2 separate regions of the Mus musculus genome follow, and region 2 is linked to region 1. A link is a loop called in an ENCODE intact Hi-C map of the cell type or tissue named here. Cell type or tissue: heart. All regions are shown on one strand. Links, peaks and the distances in the headings refer to the core of each region. The heading gives the core; the rest is flanking DNA.

Region 1 (10,243 bases), core at 1,366-9,365:
CCTCCCCCTCCCCTCTTCCTCCTCCTCCCCTGATTAAACTCAGAATAAATTTGCACCTGAGAGCAGGAGAGGCACCTGCGCGTGCTGAAGCCATGTGCTGTCAAACCTCCAACTGCATTCCTGACCCAAGTTCTCCTCCCAGAACACAACAGAGATGAACAATCCTACGCACCTGAACCTGTTGCCTGGTTACTGTCAACAAGCAGAGAGGAGCGAGCCAGTTCTGGCCAGGGCTGACACCAGGTCTCCTCCTACCCCTGCAGCAACTTCCCCAGTGAGCAGAAGCCATGCACGGGTGTTGACTGAAATAACGAGACTTCGAAGTAGATACACGCAGTCCTCCTGTGAGAAATTAGAACAATGTTGGACTTGTTGTGTTTTACAAGCAGGTTTGAAAACCGGCTTTGGAGAAGGAATAACTGTTTTCGGGGCTCAGAGTCTCTAGTTCTAACCTTGCCTGCCAGGGTCAGCCTTGCACATTCTAAATGGACACACACCACCACCACCAACAACAACAACAACAGCAACAGCAACAAAACAAAAACAAAGACACAAAGGGCTGGAGAGGTTGCTCAGTGGTTAGGTCCCCTGGCTGCTCGGCTAGAGGACCTGGGTTCCAGCAGCAGCAGCACTCACAAGCCAATCCTCAGCCACCTATAACTCCAGTCCTAGGAGGGAGTCTTCTGGCCTCTGTGGGCGGTACATGCACAAGGTACTACACAGACATACATTCTGACAAAATATCCATATATGTATAATAAAAATTAGGATTTTGTTTTTTAAACCCAGGGAGTTTTAGCTGTATTGGCCAACTACCCCTGGCCCTGGGGTCTGCCCTGGAGGGTGAAGGTTAATACACTCAGTGGTGCGCCACTAGAGAAACCAGATCTTCTCTTAGCCAGAGGCTATGGATTGCCAAGAGCTTCTTGGTTAGGGGGTAGGACCAGGCTTCCATTCACTCCTCTCAGTGCTAGGACTGTCTTATTTATTTACTTATTTGTTTGTTTATATTTATTTATCTATCGGTTTTGGAGACAGGGTTTCTCTGTGTGGCCCTGGCTATCTAGGAACCCATTCTGTAAACTAGGCTGGCCTCAACCTCTGCCTGCCTCTGCCTCCAAGTGCTTCCGTTTTCATATTTTTGAACTATTTTACATGATAGGTCCGTGCTTTATCTGTGAGCTTCCGCCTCAGGCCTCTTTTTACTTATGACTTTGAGACAGGGTCTCACTGGCCAGGTTGACCTTGAAACCATCTAGGTAGTCCAAGCAGGCCTTGAGTGTTTGATCCTCTTGCACTCTAGTGCCTGAGTAGCTGGGGTTACAAACTCACACCACCAGGCCTGGCTGGAATAGTGTCTTAAAAACCGGGAAACTCCCGCCACACCAGTATTGCTTTTTTTTTTTTCCTTCTTCTTCTTCCTTTAACAAATGGTAGACAAACCGAACAGCAAGGGCATCCGTGCCACATGGCCTGACCTCAAAGGAAGGAAAAGTAAACTTGCCTCAGACTGATGAAATTCCTTTACTTCCTTTAGACCCTCACCTGTGAGTCCTGCCTGGCCTCTGTGGGTAGGAACTTCTGCAGACGTCCTCTAAGGCTTTGATCTCCATGACAATGTAGGATTTGAAGCAAAGGAAGCCCACTAAGGCTTTGACTGTTTATTTTTATCTCAGTGCAAATGGAAGTCCTGACAGCTGCCTTTCTGTGGGAAAAGATCTCTAGCTGGGGTGGAGTGGGGTGGGGGGTGGAGCTTCCACGGTCTTACAGGGTGGAGGCTAGCCACCACAGAAGCCTGAGTTAGAGACAGAGTTGCACATCTGCATTCACACTGTCACATCAGGGCTGGCCACTGTGCATTTCTACCATGCTTGCCCCTTCTAGGTCTCCTGCTCCTCTCTTCTCCAGCCCAGCTGCACCAGCATGGGTTGTCTCATTCCTGCGCGCTCCTGTCTGGGACTAAAACAAGTTAGGAATAATTGCCTAAAACAATTGACCCAAGCCAGTCTGCCCATGGGGGATGGGGTGGGGCAGGTTGGACCACCTGGTTGAACTTGCACAAAAGCTCCTTTGAGGGAGGAAGTTTAGTTTCACCCAGGAGGATTCATGAACTATCCAGTCTCATCTGCCTTGACAACATCCCTTTCCCACAGAGGAGCTTCAGTCCATAGCCAGTCCGGGACCATTGTGGGGCCATCTTGTCATCTCTTGAGGCCAGCCTACACTAAGTTGCTACAAGGTACAAGATATTATTTTTGCCTTCTGCTTTAAAAGGAAAAACAAAAGACTGAGGTGTAGTTTCGTGGTAAACTATGTGTTTATCATCTTTGCAAGAGGCCCTGAGGTCATCCCCAGCCCTGAGCTCACAAACACCAAGACAGGGCTAGGCACAGTGTCGGACGATTGCAATCCTAGCACTCAGGAGGTCAAGGCTGGCTGTGACCCAATGGTGAGACCTTGTCTCCAAAACAGTGATGTAAAGCTTTGACAGTTTAAAAGTGTTAAGCTTAGATAAATGTTTGACAATGAGGAGAAAACTGAAGCATGGAAGGATCCACAAGTTCACTTGCCGCCTCCAAGAAGCCAGACCCTTTCATTGTTGGACATCTTCCTTCTTGTCTGTCCACACACAATCCTGCTGAGCTGTGGTGTTGTTGACTTAAGCTATATGGAGCCGTGCATGGAAAGAAAGCCTGTTGGCTCACTTTAGTAAGTCAACAGTGTTCCTGAGCTGCAGGTAAACAGAAGGTAACTCCTAGGGAATTCCCAGGGAGGGCCAAGTCAGCCGGCCTCAGCACCGCCCAGATTTTTTCAAAGGGTTCTGTGACAGCCCAGAAATGCTTGAGCCTGACTCCTGCCACTAGGTGTCACACTAAACAATACCGAAGTTGATGCCAAGGCCTGAAGCTGTCGGGACAGCCCAAGGAGGCATAAATATACATACTCCTTCATTTTATACCTGCAGCCCCAAGTCACCTTCTGCAGTATCCTTTATAGATGGGGCTTTGAGTCCATACTGTGGCTTTTTTTTTTACAAACTTTAACTTCATATATATATATTCATTACAATAGGGTACATTGCTTAAATTTTATATTACTTAATTTTTTATGTATATGAATGTTTCGCCTGCATGTATGTATGTGTTCCACCCTCATGCTTGGTGCCTGGCGGTGCTGAATCTCCCGGGACTGGAGTTGCAGGACACCACGTAGGTGCTGGGAATCAAACTCAGGTTTTCTGGAATAGCAGCTAGTGCTGTTAACTGCTGAGCCATTCCTTCAGCCCTGCTCTGCAGTTTTAAAGAACTATCTCCAGATGAGAAACTACCTATCCTCTGCTTTATCTCCCAAGCGGAAGACAGATTTGGGGGCTGGGGAGCTGTTCAAGACTGGGTCTTATGTTGCCCATATTGACCTCAAACTAGGCTAAATACTTTTAGTGTATTCCAAATTATACTACATTTTGGTCTCATTTTTGCAAGGTGTTTCCAAGGGTTAACATATACTTTACCAAAATGATTAATATATTGTAGTAGAAATTAGACGAACTGACATTAGGGGGCCTGGGTACATCTCTAAGTATTTTGTTTTCTTCTTTAGGAAAATGGGAACCGCACCTAGCTTACAATATTACTTCTGAGAACTAACCATAATGCATACGAAGCTGGGTTCCTCCAAAAATTTATACTGTGATATTTCCAAAAGTCCACACTCATACTTCCAAGCAGAGACGTGTATTTCTAGACAAATGATGCCCATCTGATATCACAAAGTACCTTAAATATTCCAGGACTGACGTGCAATTCCAGCTCTCAGGGGGAAGCTGAGGCAGAGGTCCTACTAACAGTTCAATGTCAACAGGGACAACACAGTGAAATCCAGACCAGCCGGGCCTACAACGTAAACCCTGTCTCAAACCACCCCACCAGCACAGATCCAATCTTATTATTATAAAAGCAAGTATACCATAAAAAAAAAAGGTTAAGTGACTTCTCCAACTAATGTATTTAATGAAAGGCAGAGCGTGGAATTGAGATGTCCTGCTCATGATCAATCTCACTATGTCCCACTCAATTACACTTGCAGATCCAACTTGCCACTGAGAGGAAAAGGAGAATTCGCTGAGGAAGTTTTAACTTTAACCTGGCCCTTACTGTCTGGAGGCTTTTTGGTTTTTCCTGGATTTTGAATCTTTTCCCTCAGTGTCTTCACATGCATACTCAGGGGGAGGCGCTGGAATTCCAAAGAGAGGAAAGCTGACATAAGGCTCATTAAGAAAAAGATCATTCACATCTCACCAGAAATCTATGCAGAACTAGAGAGGCCTCCTGGATCTGGTCTGACAAACTCTGATCCACGTTGCTTTAATTTTCCCTAAGTAGGGGTGGGGTGGAAGTAACATTTGTACTTTTGCCGGTTAAACTAGAGGCTCACAGGCCCAAATCCCTTTCTTGGGGGAGCAGCTACCCATAATGCCGCGGTCCCTTGGGAGCAAGGAAGCTGATAGAAGCAGCAGGTTTCAGATGGGGTCTGTGTTAGGACTATCTTGAGCCTCCTGCAGGATACCTCACAGTTACTTTTTTAGCTATGTTTGAGAGGCCAGCCTTGGCTAGGGCACTAAGTCAATTGCTCTGCTAGGCATTCACAATAAGCTCCGGCTTCATTCTCTGCAACAAGTTAACTCCGACAGCAAGAACGCAACAGTTGCGGTTGCAAGGAAACTACAACTTCTACTAAGATTAACAGCTTGCATTACTTGGGGAAAAATGTGGTTCCCATACGGAGCTAGGATTTGCCCCTCCCCCGGGGGGGGGGGCAAGATTATTGACCCCTAGGAAATAATCTAGGGGTTCTCCAAGCTCTTGGTTTTTGTTGGTGGTGGTGGTGGTTTTGTTTGTTTTAATGCCAAAGTTTTTACAGCTTCATGGAGTAGGAGTGAAGGACAGCCAAATGTCCCTGCATTGCAAAGGGCCTGGAACAGACAAAACACAGCCGGCCCCGGAACCACTCATATGTCCGTCGTCGCAGAAATTTAGGAGAAGCGAATCCCTGCACCTAGCCAGCGTTTCCACTCTTGGGTTTTCAAAAAGATCAAAAACCGGAAAAGACCTGCAAACTGGCAAATCGCTAAGAGGAACAGCCTAGCAGGTCTGCGTCCTTGGAAGCTGCGCAGCTTGGGACCCCAAACCAAAATCGCCCGGTGGGAAACCCCAGGGAAAGAAGGGTTCTTGCAGAGGGCTGGGGTTACTGAGTGCAGGCTGCAGGGAAGTACCTAGAGGGAGGGGGCCTGGTCGGGAGGACTTTCCAGCCACTCAGGGCTCATCAAAAAGTTCCCTGTGCATGACCCCAGTGGCTCATCGCAGGGAGTTTCTCCGATGAACCCCGGCCCTGGGTTTAGGCTTCTCAGTGGAGGACGAGCCAGTTCTTTTTCTAGTCTGACTGGCTTGGAAATTCCCCGCGCCTGACCCCGCCCCTGAGAAATCCCCTGCCAGCGTTTATAGGGCGCCGCGGCGGCGCTGCCGAGCCCACAACAGTCAGACCTCGCCAGCCAGCCGCCAGCAGCCTGCAGCCTGCACCCGCTCAGCCCCGCACAGCCATGTTTCAGCCAGCTGGGCACGGCCAGGACTGGGCCATGGAGGGCCCGCGGGATGGCCTCAAGAAGGAGCGCTTGGTGGACGATCGCCACGACAGCGGCCTGGACTCCATGAAGGACGAGGAGTACGAGCAAATGGTGAAGGAGCTGCGGGAGATCCGCCTGCAGCCGCAGGAGGCGCCGCTGGCCGCCGAGCCCTGGAAGCAGCAGCTCACGGAGGACGGAGACTCGTAAGTGGCGCCGGGCACCGGTGGGGGTCGCGCGGGGCCTGCAGCGCGCTCGGGGTTCTGCACGGCGAGGGCGCCGGGGTTGCGGGGCGCCGGGGCTGCGGCGGGCCGCCTGTCTTCCCCCCTCCCCCTCCTCCCCTGTCCCCGGACCCGGAGTCGCCGAGCGCAGGCCGGGGGGGGCGGGGCGGCAGCGGCGGCGAGGACGCAAAGTCCCGGCCTGGCAGCGGTGGCGCGCAGCCGCCGGGCGCCGCGCGGCCGCGAGGGGAAGTACAGGGCGTTCCGGGCGGCGGAGGGCGGGCCGGTCTGGCCGGCGCCCGCCCGGAGGGGGTGGGGCACGGAAAGTCCCTGGGCGGCTGCCAGGAACACTCAGCTCATAATAACCTCGCGGAAAACACCGCGGCCGCGGCCTCCAGAAACCCCGGCCTTGCGCAATCCCCCCTCCAACCCCACCTCCAGCCCGCGCCTCCCCCCCCCCCACGCAGTGTGCTCACCACCCCTCGGGGGGTTTCCCTGTCATCCCTCAGGTTCCTGCACTTGGCAATCATCCACGAAGAGAAGCCGCTGACCATGGAAGTCATTGGTCAGGTGAAGGGAGACCTGGCCTTCCTCAACTTCCAGAACAACCTGCAGCAGGTGCGCTGCTTGCTTGCCCCGCGGGTGCCCTCTTTGACCCCTTGGTGGAGTCAGATGTAGCACGGTCGCCCCCAAAGCGTTTCTAAATTAATAGTCACTTAGTTCTTATCTGCCTTGGCCTTTTGCATTCAAATCAGCCAACGTCTTAGAACCAGAAGAAAAATCCCTTGGGTTTAGTGAGGTCTTTATGACCCACCTAGGGCCTCCTGTTTGCCTGATCTCCTAAGAGACAAATGGGAGGATCAGATTCCATAGCGGGAGGTGTCTGGGGTTCAGGAAACTCAAGACTATGGGTTTGCTCCATGGCTTATCCCTTTCTGTTTCCTCTTCCATTTGTAGACTCCACTCCACTTGGCTGTGATCACCAACCAGCCAGGAATTGCTGAGGCACTTCTGAAAGCTGGCTGTGATCCTGAGCTCCGAGACTTTCGAGGAAATACCCCTCTACATCTTGCCTGTGAGCAGGGCTGCCTGGCCAGTGTAGCAGTCTTGACGCAGACCTGCACACCCCAGCATCTCCACTCCGTCCTGCAGGCCACCAACTACAATGGTAGGTCTGCCAGTCCATCCAAGGATGCAGAGGAGGGAGAGAGATGGGGCCACTTGAGTCTTAAACTCCGAACGTATACAAAGTTCAGACACTGTGATCTTTTTAAAAAGTTTTCTCCTCGATGCCTATATGATATTCACTCAGAACCCAGATTCTGAGTTCTTCAAAACTGATGATGTTTGTGGTTGTCCTCAAGACAATAGACATGAGTTGTGTGAGGATTGAAACACGTAGTTACAGTTTTTGTCTTCCTCCTCCAGGCCACACGTGTCTGCACCTAGCCTCTATCCACGGCTACCTGGCCATCGTGGAGCACTTGGTGACTTTGGGTGCTGATGTCAACGCTCAGGTGAGTACATCTCCCTTCCACCTAATCTCTGTTGGGCTGGCTCTGATGGTGAGCAGGTTTCCAGATGCAGCCGTAAACTAACGCCTGATTGCTTTTGGTTTCAGGAGCCCTGCAATGGCCGGACAGCCCTCCACCTTGCGGTGGACCTGCAGAATCCTGACCTGGTTTCGCTCTTGTTGAAATGTGGGGCTGATGTCAACAGGGTAACCTACCAAGGCTACTCCCCCTACCAGCTTACCTGGGGCCGCCCAAGTACCCGGATACAGCAGCAGCTGGGCCAGCTGACCCTGGAAAATCTCCAGATGCTACCCGAGAGCGAGGATGAGGAGAGCTATGACACGGAGTCAGAATTCACAGAGGATGAGGTGAGTGTTCCTCCCCTCAGCACGCTGACGGCTGTTCTAGGGCTGCTTTGGATCAGAGGGATTTCAGTTGTTTAACTTCTCAGACTCGGCTTGCAAAGCCAGGATCCCAAGAATTTGTCTCTGGTTTGTTTTAAGAGCTTACCCTTTTGGGTTGAGGAATGAGGGAATTCTAGAAATTGAACCCAGGCCTTAGCACATGGTGATAAGCACACGTTCAACCATTAAGCTCCACCCCCTCAATAGCTTAGACTTTTTTTTTTTTTAAGGAAAGAATAGGTAAGGGAAACTCCTACAGCCTGGTGCCCTTGTTCTATTTGGGTTAAGGAGAAAAAGAGCCCAAGAATAGGAGTTATTTCAGCAGCAGCTCTCCCCTTATCCCAATGTCTTGGTGAAGTTCTAGGAATTTAATATGTCTTTTTCCCCTCTCTTGTTTTAGCTGCCCTATGATGACTGTGTGTTTGGAGGCCAGCGTCTGACATTATAAGTGGAAAGTGGCAAAAAGAATGTGGACTTGTATATTTGTACAAATAGAGTTTTATTTTTCTAAAAAAAAAAAAAAAAAGAAAAAGAAAAAAAATGAGAAAGGGTATACTTAGCACCACACCACACAGCGCCTAGACCCAGGCATTTTACTGGGGTGATTCGGCTGTTGTCTTTGTGAAATCCGGGGAAACAGATCACTGAAATTCAAAGAAAATGTCTCTTAAGGTTCATGTTTGTGGGATTTTTTTTGGGGGGGGGGGAGGTGATTTTCCAGAACCTAATGAAAGGACCACGTTTTATTTATTGTGCTTTTGATTGAACCACCATAGACCTAGTAAGTGAGCCCAGTGTGTCCTCCCATGTAAGAGCCAGGTGTTCAGTGGCATGTGCTTAAAAGTCGCCCCCAACTAAGGTCTGTGTCGCCTTCTTGTAAATGTTGTATATGTTGTATTTTGTTGGTAATTATTTTGGTACTTCTAAGATGTATATTTATTAAACAGATTTTTACAGACAGCATTGTCCCGCTCGTTTGCTATTCTGAGTGGCTTGTTCCTGAAGATCGGGGGCTGGAGGGGGTGGCGTGAATGTTTTCAGCCAGCTAAGGAAGTTCACAGAGTAGCTTCTCACGTGAGAGCCGAGCTTCACAGCAGCCTCCAGCCCCTGTGTGGGAGGGAGCCTGTTGCAAGGTGACAGGAAATGCCAGCCTTTAGCTGGGGTACCACCAGCAAGCCACCTGGCCTGTCACTGAAGGCTCTGGTACCATTTTCTCCTTGATTTAAGCTGTTCCGGAACCCAGTCTCTGTAGAACTTAGTTGGAACAAGAGGAATTTGCTGAGTTAGCTTGATGTAGCTGGGAAAATCCTCAAGAGAGGACATGGGCTTGGAAATGGTACTGTCCTGACATACCTCCTAGGAGATAGTCACCGCTGAGACTTATTCATTGACTAGGCTGCTGTAGACATTGCATAAGGCTAAAACACATGACAGTGCCAGGCATCTAATGCTGAAAAAAAAAATACAGCTATTGTACAACATCCTGTGTTTCACAGGGGAAGCAAGAAATCCAGAGAACAGCTTGTGCGGGGACACCCCGAGAGGAAGCGGGTTCACTTATCGGGAACCTTCTTTGTCAGACTGTTAACCAGAAGGCCATGTATCTCATCACTGTGGTCTCGGGGAGCAAGCTTGAAGAATCTTCAGCTCAGGGTTCTAATTCTACTGCCAAAGCAGATTTCACAATAAGTCAGAAAGTTGTGAAGATTGCGTATTGATGCTTGGTAGGTAGTGGCTTTGTCCCGGGGACAGAGTCTTGCTTTGGTAGGAAGGAATGAGATGATGACATTCAATGAATGTACAATAATACATTTGATGTGCTTTAGCTTATGGCTAAGAAAGTATCTTTTCTATGCTTCATTATTCTGTTCTGGATCCACATTGGATGTCAAGTAAATATGATGTTCATCTTCATCTTATACCAAAAGGGAGCCAACACCCAGTGTGTCTTTCCTATATAAAAAGCACTACTGCAAACTGGGTAAAGCCAGCCATGTCCCATTCCTGCAACCCCAGTCCACTGTGGTTGTCTCTCTGTGTTCTCTATCAGGTACCCAGGCTCTATGCCCCAGAGTATCTGAACACAGGTGTTCGGTGCTGCTCACATCGATGCTGACTTAGGCTCATTCTCCTGCGTGGGAAATGTGAGGGTCAGAGAGAGACCCCCTCATAGCCTAAAGAGCAAAGGGGAGAAATTTGGCTTTGATGTTAGAAAGATGGTCTTAATGCTTCCTGCATAGCTTTTAAAGTCAGGTTTGCCAGCACATACCTATAATCCCAGCACTTGAGAGGCTGAGGCAGGAGGGTTGCCATGAGTGAGGCCAACTAGGACTACTTGAGCAAGAGCATGTCACATAAAGCCAGGATGCACCTAGACAGGCACACTTTGTGGTTCTTGTGGAAGGTTGGAGAACAAGAGGATGTGGCCTCACAGAGCGGCTCTTGACTAGGAGTGTCACCCTCCATGGTTGCAGAAGGAGGGTCCTCTTC
Region 2 (10,243 bases), core at 1,503-9,502, 140 kb after region 1:
AGAAATGCAGGACAGAGAGCATAGTCGCCATGTAGGAGCTGGGGGGACACAGCCCCAGAGGGCAGCACGACTGGGCCTAGGGAAGCAAAGGCGGGATATAGATTTCAGCAACATCGGAGGGGTGAGCATCAGCCACGTGGAGGTGAGGAAGTGGCCCAGCCATTGAGCTGTTTTAGACATGTCAAAAAAATAAAGTGTGTGTGTATGTGGCTTTTATTCGGAAACCCAGAACCTTGGGGCGGGTAGTGAGGAGCGGCGCTGCCAGGATCAACTTAGTAGCTTAATTTGGTATTGCTACAGTCTGCAAACCTAGCAACTGGGGAGGCTGAAGCAGGGGGATTACAAGTTCAAGGCTGCCTGGGCAGCAGAGTGATTCCAAGAATGGCTATGGCAAATTAGAGAGACCTGTTCAAAATTAAAGTAAGAGAGACCTGGGGATATTGCTTAATGCTAGAGACTTGCCTAGCAGGAGCGAGGCTCTAGTTCAATGCTCAGTATTAGGGTGGGGATGAGGGGACTAGGGAAGAGCAAGGAAAAGGCAAAGCTATCTCACAGAAGAAAGTTGCTGATGGAGTTGAATAGGTGACGTCATATATCACTTTAGTAGGATCTAGGAAACAAAGTATTTGGAAAAATTAGTTTCCAAAGCAGATTTGAATCCAAATATCCTTGGGCCTAATTGCTAATGAATGTGAAATGCGCAGCTAGGGAGTTTGTGGCTAGAAAATATTCCATAATTACACAACTCTAAACCTTTCCATCTGAGTTTAACTGTAACAACATGCAAGTAAACATACTTCTCAACTTTTCCAACCTTGTCTGCATGAAGGGTTGCTATCTTTCAATACTTGTTGCCTTCTAATAATGAGTACCAAACCAACATCAAAGCTTTCTTAGATGAATTCAGTTATTTTCTAAATTGGCTGTGTGAGTAAGAACTGTTAACAGGTGCTTTAGCCACAAGGGAAATCTGAACTTTAAGGAATTTAAGAGAGCTGAGCAGCCATTGGGGTTAGCAGAATCCAAAGGTCTACTTTCCAAACCTCTTACTGGTAGGGAACCCAATGGTCCACTTTCCACATTTCTTTCCCTAACAAAACCAGTACAGACAGGCAGGCTTCTTTTTCTTGTTTTGAAGGGGTATGGGAACTTTTGAGACATGGTCATGAAGGCTAGCCTTAAACTCATTAAGTATCTAGGGGTGATTTTGTTTCCAGTGCCTTCTGCCTCTACTTCCCAAGGGTGGGACACAGGAGCGCAGGTCTACATCTGGTGTCAAGCTGTCCTTCCTGCCATGCCTACTGCTCTCTTTGTACAACATCGACACACACACACTCTTGCACTGTGCCACAGTGTGCCTGTGGAGGTCAGAGGCCAATTTGGGGGAGTCAGTTCTCTCTTCCCTAGGGATCAAACTCATGTCAATAGGCTGAAAGGCAAGTGCTTTTACCTCCTGAGCCATCTTGTCAGCCTCAAACTTGTTTCTTTCTCAAAATAAAATGCCAGGTATAACTTCATGTTTACTGGCTATAAATCAAGATGAGGAACTATTGCATAATCAGGGGGAAAATCGTGTTGTGATCACTGTGAAGGAAAACAAAAAGCTGCGTAGTGTCTAAGGAATGACAGGACACAGGGGAAAAAACCTTTAAGCCTGCTGAAGATAAATTGTAAGTGAATTTTAAAGCAGCTTAGCATAAGTTATCTGCGGAAAGACAAGGGTGGTTTCTCCGCACACTGCATACTCTCCTGGATTTTTGGGAGGCTTCGGGGATGATTATGGGGTGGGGATGAAGCTTGAGATATAGGCGATGATCTTGTTATATAGCCCGGCTGACTTCTAACTCCCCTATGCAGCCAACAATAGCCCCAACTCCTGATCTCCCTGCCTCTACCTCCCAAGGGTTGTGACCACTGGTCAGTACTACCCTGCCAAGCTTTAAAAGGTAAAGGCACTTGACACCAAGCCTGTTGACTTGGGCTGGAATCCAAGAACCCCTTTTTTTCCTGCACATATACTGTGCTCACAATAAATACATGTTAAAAAATTAAATTGTTTATAACCCTCTATCTCCTTACACGATTCTTAAACATATATACTAATAGGATTCCTTGGGACTCACATATGGCTGAGTCTGTACCCCATGGGATTTCTTTTACATATGTTTGCTTCGTCTTGAGATGGGATTTGCTGTGTGGTCTAGGTTGACCACCTAGATTCTCCTGATGCCACCACTCCAGTGGCTGGGGTTTCGCAATAAGCCCTGCTCTGTTCTGCGTATCTCCTATGCCTCCTCCAACAGCATCCTAAAAGCAATTCACCGCACAAAGGGACAACACCAATGGACTCACTAAATCATATTTTTCCTTTTAATCTGTCTTCTTCCAGGATTATCTGGCATACTTCATGTGTAATTTCCCCTAAACACAACACAACAAAACCAAACAGAGACAAAACCATGTGGCTCTTTGATGTATTAAAAAAAAAAAAAAAACCTCTGCAGTTAGCATCTCTGGGAGGAACCACACCCACTCTCAACCACTGGGTGTTTATCAGGATATACGAGTTGAAAGGCATGAAAATAAAAGTGGAAAGTTCCCTGTAACCAAAACAAAATGCATCACACACTTACATGATCCTTGGTGATACTTTTTGTCAGGTGTACCTTCAGGATTGTACTTATGCAATCTACCAAATGAAAGAGGCTGGTATATATTCTCCTCAGCTGTGGTTATAGGATGATCCAAGGAAGTACAACTTTAATTTTTGTATGAGTAATTAATTTATAGGGTTCAAAAATCTAAAACAAACAAACAAACAAACAAAACAAACAAACAAAAAACACCAAACAGATAAAACGTTTCTCCATCTCTAGACCCCCAGCTCCTTACCTCAAAGGCAAAAGGCACTTCTCCATCTCCCAGGCAGCGGCTAGCAAGATGTGTACAAGCATGTGCATGCTGGCTGGGGGCAGGGGTATGTGTTTTCTTTACACAATGGTAGCACTCTGTGTGCCTCTTCTACATAGACTCTCGGGCACCTGTCCCACTCCGCCATGGTTAGGAAATGTTTCTTCTTAGAGATCTTCCTTGACTAAACTTTCCAACTATCTTTTTTTTTTTTTTTTTTTTTTTGGTTTTTGGAGACAGGGTTTCTCTGTGTAGCCCTGGCTGTACTGGAACTCACTTTGTAGACCAGGTTGGCCTTGAACTCAGAAATCCACCTGCCTCTGCCTCCCGAGTGCTGGGATTAAAGGCGTGTGCCACCAGTGCCCAGCTTATTTTCCAACTTTCTTAAGAACTGTGGAAGAGTTTGAGGTAAACAGATTTATAATTATTCTACAGCAATCAATTCCTATTCTTACTGTACCTTCCACTGCTGTCTTACAGGAATCCCCTAACTTGAGAAGAGGTAGGTACCACGCATGTCCTTTCATAAGTATGACTCGGGGCACCTACTTGGCACACAACTGGTATTCAATAAGTACTCAATATTTAGTGAATGAACCCTACAGCAAAACCCCAAATGTTTAAAGAGAACAGAACAGATTATCAGTGAGGCACAGAGGCTGAGGCAGGAAGATTACCCAGGAATTTAAGGCTACCTGGCTATACAGTAGAATATGGGATAGTCTGGGCCTTTCTCAAAGAAATATAACAGGGGCCAATGTGATGGCTCAGAAGCTAAAGGTGTTTCCATCCAAGTCTGATGATCTGGGTTTGAGACCCAGGACTCACGTGGTGGAAAGACAAAACTGGTTTCTATGAGTTGACTTCTGGCTACATACGTGTTGTGGCATGCTCCATCCCCATAAACAAACAAACAAATCCACAGTAAGCAGACAAGCCAAACAAGCTGCTCACACTTCTAATGAGCCCCTTCCTACATGTCAGTGTTTACCTGATTGGCCCCACAACTATAGAGTTATCTGAGACCTACGACACTGGTTACCCTGTCTACATCACAATTAATGATGTCCTCAGAGAGTCAATCTCCATGAGAAAAATAGAACAACAACTTTACATAGGATTTGTTTCAGTTATTGCATTCCAAAGAGAAAATGAGCATGTAATGTGATTTCTGGGGGGAAAGAGGGTTTGGGAGGGGTGTTGGTTTGTTTTTGTCAACTTGACACAAGCTACAGTCATCTGAGATGAGGGGACCTCAATGGAGGAAAGGCCTTTATTAGACTGGCAAGCCAGTGAAGCCTCTTCCTAATTGATGACTGACGTGGGAGGGCCCAGACCACCGTGGGCAGTACCACCCTGGACAGTACCACCATGGGCAGTACCACCCTGGACAGTACCACCATGGGCAGTACCACCCTGGACAGTACCACCGTGGGCAGTACCACCGTGGGCAGTACCACCGTGGGCAGTACCACCGTGGGCAGTACCACCGTGGACAGTACCACCCTGGACAGTACCACCAAGGGCAGTACCACCCTGGGCAGTACCACCCTGGACAGTACCACCCTGGACAGTACCACTGTGGGCAGTACCACCCTGGGTGTGTGGTCCTGGGTGCGCAGGAAAGCAAACTGAACAGGCCATGCAGAATAAACCATTAGGCAGCATTACTCAATGGTTTCTGCTTCAGTTCCTGCCTCCAGGTTCCTGTCTTGGCTTCTCTCAGTGGACTGTGATATGTAAGTCAAATAAACCCTTTTCTCCATAGTTGCATATTGCCATGGTCTTTATTACAACTAGGCAGGAGGTCAGATCATGGCTGAAGAGACTGGAGTGGAAATTTGATTTAGTAAGAAGCTTTGTGTTTAATATATCTAGAGGATCCAGGGAAATTAACCGAGAGAGTATTTCAAATGAACCTTACTCCCTAAGGAACCCAACCACTGACCATCCTCAAATCGCACATGAACTGATATTTTTTTATACATGTACTGCCACCTACAGGACACGCAGGAATTAGGATGCTCGGGTACAGTGTACAGTGTGGGAGGGTGTGAAATGGAAAGCTGGCATATGACAGCCTGAAGTCCTCATGGTCATTTACTAACTTATCTTAACAGTATTTATTTTTCTGTCCCCCCCCCCAGGGGGCATTACTATATAGCTCAGGACATCTGATCCTCCTGCCTTTGTCTTTTATACTTGTTTAAAAATACCTACATTTAGAGGCTAGCCTGGGCTACATTGTAAGACCATCTCAAAACCCAAACCAAACCAACCCCCAACTTTCCTGTAATTCCAGCACACTGGCGGCAGAGGCAACAAGTCTGCTGTGCTCTAAGGCCAGCCTGGTCTATTACTATGAGTTTCGTGCCAGCTAGAAGAACACAAGGCCTTGACTCTAAAAACATACAAAAACCCCAAAGCCAAAATCTGAACAAAAGTATTCAAGGTTACACTGTGTCTACTTACCCTCAGCAAGGAAAGGCCTTGATAGAACAGACTGGTTACTATCAGTAAACAGAACTAGTGCAAAGGCAGCATTTAGAGTCCTAAGTTGTGCCAGGCAATGAGAAGCTGGGGGAAGTATAAAGGGGCCCTGCTGCTCAGGGAGAGAGGACAGAGAAGGAGGAAGAGCCTGAAGCTCACAGACATGCTTGGCTCCCAGGTGCACACTGCAGGAACCTGTAAGAACACCCCAGGTCTCAGGCAGCGTCACGCTCCCAAGGATACCCCATACCAGTGTGTTAAACTGCTATACACTGTCTGATGCATAACTAAGAGGAATCCATTACAATGACTTCTTAAAATTTGTTAAACAAGATCTACCCGCCATAGTTCAAGTGTTTATTTAAGGCACATCTTTCCTAGGCTGTTGGCTCACACCTAGATCCTCAACAGGCCAAGGGAGACAGCTTGCTGAGAGTTTACGGAAGGTCTGAGCTGAGACTGAGCCTCCATTTAAAAACAAAACAAAATCAGACAAAAGTCAACTCAGTACTTTGAAGGTGTCTGGATGGATGCACACGGTGTGAGAATAGCATGTAGCGTTTACATTTTCCTGTTTCCTAAGGAGCTCTGGTCTGTCCTCCCCAGGATTTCTAACTCTGCCTGCACAGTGCTGGTTACAATCCCTGCACCTGGGGACAGTCTGCTTGCTTAGGTTCCTTACGTGCTAAATTTCTCCAAATTTGCTCAGCCTTTGTGGAAATGAGAGGCAAGAGGGGCTGTCTCACTACCTACATTATATGTATGACAGTAAACACTGATGACGTAGGTGCCAAAGTCTAACATTATCTCAATCAATCAATCAATCAATAAATAAATAAGAAAGAGCTTCCCTCCACAGAGACAAGAAGTATACTCAATAATGAACACGGTGGAGTCTTCTAATACTGCACCTGTACAGGCCTCTGGCTTCGTTCCCAGTTCAACAGGCTCTACAACAAACAGGCTTAATAAGGAAAGTAAACTTGCAAAGTTTATACAAGGGGGCAAATGTCACCGATACTCATGACACTGGAGAGTGATGTTCTATTCTAATGATGTAGATTTCCTAATACAGATTGCAGAACAGATAGATACACACAGTATACCGTGGGGGAGGAAACAGCCCCTCTCCCAGCACCAGGGAGAGCTTTCATTCCGGTAAAAGCCAAGCACCTGGTAAACTGATACCATATCGGCAATTTCATTTCTCAGAAAGCTGCTCAAACAACAAAGAGAAAGTCTGCTCAGAGGACGTCAGGACTGACGGAGGAAACTGGAGGTGCTGAGGAACAATAGAGCTTTAAATCAAGTGTGTTTGTTAGTTTGGCCTTTGCAACAGTAAAGGAAGGGACTGTGGTAATGGAGAATCCTAGACCCAACAGGATAGGTTTCACAGTACTCAAAGACAATTTGTGCACAATTTGTTTTAACTTTAAGATCTTGTAAGCTATCACATTTGTTCATTTTTCTACATATGCATGCATGTATGTGGAGCGGTATGTGTGTGTGTGTGTGTGTGTGTGTGTGTGTGTGTGGCCATCGGTGTGCATGTGAAGGTCAGAGTCCGACTGTAGAGAGTCAGTGCTCTTCTTCCACTAGGTAGGACCTGGGGTCAGAGCTCAGGTCATCCGGCTTGGCAGCAAATGACTTTACCTGCTGAGCCGTCTTAATAGCCTGGGGATAAGTGTAATTTGTTATTCCCAGAAACTCAAAACAGATGGAAAATGAAGCATTAAATATAAAAGTAGGGAGTTGGAGAGTGAAGAGCACTTGCTGCTCTTGTATATGACCCAGGTTCCATTCCCAGTACCACATGGTAACTCCTCACAACCATCTGTACCTCCAGTCCCAGGAGATCTGATGCCTTCTTCTGGCCTCCATGGGTACCAGGCACGCACATAGTGCACAGACATACACGCAGGCAAACACCCATACACATAAAATAGTAACTCACAAATACTTTTTAAAGACCTTCCTACTTTCCCCTACTCACCTAAATCTAAACAAACAAACCAAGGCTGGGGGTGGGGCTTAGTTGGAGAATGCCTGCCTAGCATGCATGTAGCCCTTGGGCTTCATGCTCAGCATCACATAACAACTTGGTATGGTGGTACATGCTTATGCCAGTACTCACTAGGTGGAGACAGGAATGTCAGAAGTTCAAGGCCAGCCTCATCCACTTAGTGAGTTCAAGGACAATTTGAGCTACATGAGATCCTGACTCAAAAAACCAAATCCAAACCATAACTAACCAACTAACTAACAACTAAGTAACTAACAAAATACTGTATTTTTGGTAAGGGGAAAGGGGGCTTCAATGGAACACACTTTTCTATTCCTTAGTGAACTTCTCTGAGCCTGGGGACTCACACATACAATCATGCAGTCCTTAAAAAAGGGAGAATGGGAGTCAGAAGATACATAAACATAGCTGCAGTTCTCAAAGAAGAGGGACATATGGCTCTTGAGTATGAGAACATCAGCTCAGACCACAGAGGGCTAGGGAGTTGAACCATCACCAAGAGTATGCCACAGACACAGCCCCTTGCCATAATAGGACCCTAGGCAGCTTGGCACTAGAACTTCATGTGCTACACACACATCTGCTGATGGCCTCACCAGGACACTGAGCTCCACTCAGTTACAGAAGGGGCTGACGAGCTAGATGCTCAGTGGATAAAGCACTGGCTTCTAGGGTTTCGCTTCTACCCAGGCACACAGAAACGTGTGTGTGTGTGTGTGTGTGTGTGTGTGTGTGTGTGTGTGTGTGTGTAAGTTGAGGGTTAAGGCGGTCATCTACTGTCTGATGTGCTCTGACCTGCAGAAGCATGCCTTCTCCACTACAAAGCAAGTGGAACACAGGCTTCATGCAATGCCGAGAGATTCAGAGGTGGAGTCTACGTTGTCAGACGGCTCCATTACTTTCGGTCTCACATATATCCCACGCTGGCCTTAAACTCACATAGCAGAGCGTGACTTTGAACTCCTGATTCTTCTTCCACCTCCAGTGCTGGGATGACAAGCTTGTACTACCACACCCAGTTTATATGGTGCTTGCTTGGCAAGCCCTCTGCTGAGCGACATCTGCAGCCCCATGCCACTGCCTTACTATTAAAAAAAAAAAAAAACAAACAAACAGGGGCAACCTAAATTTTGGACAGTAGGGAAGCAGTTCTTACTCATTCAGGATGGTTTCCAAAATATTTAATTCTGTAGAAGAGACCTTATCAGATGAAAGACAAAACCAAAACTAAACCAAGCTGTATGTTTAGATATATATTGTCTAATGGAGAGTGAGAAGGCAGGCATAATGCATCCTGTAGCCTCCATCTCAAAGGGAAAAAGAAGTGGACCAGAGATGGGGGTCCCAGCGCTTAGGTATCAGAGGCAGGAGGATCAGGAGTTCAAAGTCATCTCAGGTATATTCTGAATTTGGGGTCAACCAAAGCTATTCGAGATTTTATCTAAAAGACAAACAAAGCGGAAATACAGGATGGAGAGATGGCTCAGGGGTCAGAAACACTTGCTGCAACTCCATAGGGCCTGAGTTCAGATCCCAGCACCCTGGCTCCCAACTGTCTGTAAACTCTAGCTCCAGCGCCTCTGTCTTCTGAGGGGACCCACACTCACCTACACATACTCAAAAGCAGACCCATAAAAAGAAATGGAAATGTTGGCTATATGTGGTGAGATTATTTTTGTTTTTTCATATATTTCTTTTATAAATTAAAAAACTTTAAAAAGTCTCAACAACATCAAGAATTGGCCTAGACCTTAGCTTCTGAAATGTGGATGAAGAAATCCTTAGCTTCCAATAGTATGCTTTTACATAAAAAAGATATTTAATGGTGCATGCCTGCAATCTCAGCACTCGGGAGGTGGAGCAGGAGGCTGAGTCACCCTTGGCAGCAGTGTGGGCTACACTGGACACCATCTCAAATGTAAACAAACCACACCAAACACAACCACGTGTGGATTTGAATTTGCCGCAGTGCACATGTGGACGTTAGAGGAGCTTGCTAGAGTGGTTTTCTCTTTTACCGTTGTGGTTCCAGGTATCAAACTCAGGTCATCAGCCTTAGTGACAAGTGCTCTACCCACTCAGCCAACTTGGCAGCCCCCCAAACATATATTTATTAAGCCAGGCATGATGGTACACATCTGTAATCTCAACACATTGGAGGCAGAGCAGGAGGACATCCTGGGTTAAACAGTTCCAGGCCAACCTGGGCTACCTAGTAAGCAAGGTCTCAGAAAAACGAAACACACACATCACAGATATGTATATGTGGGAATGTATGTGTTTGTATATATGTAGTTAACATCCAAAGTGTGTGAGCTGCACCCTGCTGTGGTACTGAATTTTTTGGTTCTTATCTCTATGGCTAATACTAAAGCTATACACAAGATAAACCATGATAAGGACTAGTGTTTAAAGATACTACAGGATGTGGGAGTGTGCACAGGTGTGGAGGATGACCTGGCTGATGAATACAGCCTGGCATCCTCTCACCAAGTAATTCATATAGGCCAGGATTAAATTACAAGTGGAACAATAAAGAGCCACATGTTAGCAGATGCTTTCACTGCAATCCCACGACACAGGGATAACCAGGTAACAGACATTGAAATAAAATGGCCAAAATAAATACTGGAAAGTAGCGGAGACTTCGGTGTGCTCATGTTTTACAACCATGGAACCGATGTATGGCTTTAGGGTTTTTACTCAAGTTATTTTGGTAAAAGATTGGAACTCTTTTTTTTTTTTTTAAAGATTTATTTATTATATATAAGTACACTGTAGCTGTCCTCAGATACTCCAGAAGAGGGCATCAGATTTCGT

Evidence for each region. Hi-C counts contacts between places; a loop is a spot of excess contacts. Peaks named below come from ENCODE experiments on the same cell type or tissue, not always from the same donor. Only the 100,000 strongest peaks of a DNase experiment are listed, where the experiment ranks them.
Region 2: a loop joins it to region 1, with 5 times the contacts of the local background. A loop is called at or near these places in 15 of 42 quality-filtered maps.

Annotation. Positions count from the first base shown.
Region 1 is chr12:55,487,880-55,498,122 of GRCm38, reverse strand. Nfkbia (nuclear factor of kappa light polypeptide gene enhancer in B cells inhibitor, alpha) reads left to right here and starts at 5,476. Exons shown (of 6, transcript NM_010907.2): 1 at 5,476-5,823; 2 at 6,345-6,453; 3 at 6,793-7,003; 4 at 7,264-7,352; 5 at 7,457-7,717; 6 at 8,154-8,714. The coding sequence starts at 5,597. The coding sequence ends at 8,201. Gm36634 (a long non-coding RNA gene) reads right to left here and starts at 4,828. Exons shown (of 3, transcript XR_381610.3): 1 at 3,777-4,828; 2 at 173-342. In heart, for the core only: CTCF peaks have their summits at 2,851 (motif pointing right), 5,579, 5,783 and 6,082; DNase peaks (open chromatin) are centred at 2,832, 5,452, 6,072, 6,832 and 4 weaker places; H3K4me3 peaks cover 2,692 bases; H3K27ac peaks cover 2,665 bases.
Region 2 is chr12:55,349,783-55,360,025 of GRCm38, reverse strand. The region is part of intron 4 of Prorp (protein only RNase P catalytic subunit); the gene reads right to left. Among named protein-coding and RNA genes, the nearest start is that of Psma6, 44 kb to the left of the region's middle. In heart, for the core only: a CTCF peak has its summit at 4,916 (motif pointing left); no DNase peak of the experiment used is centred there.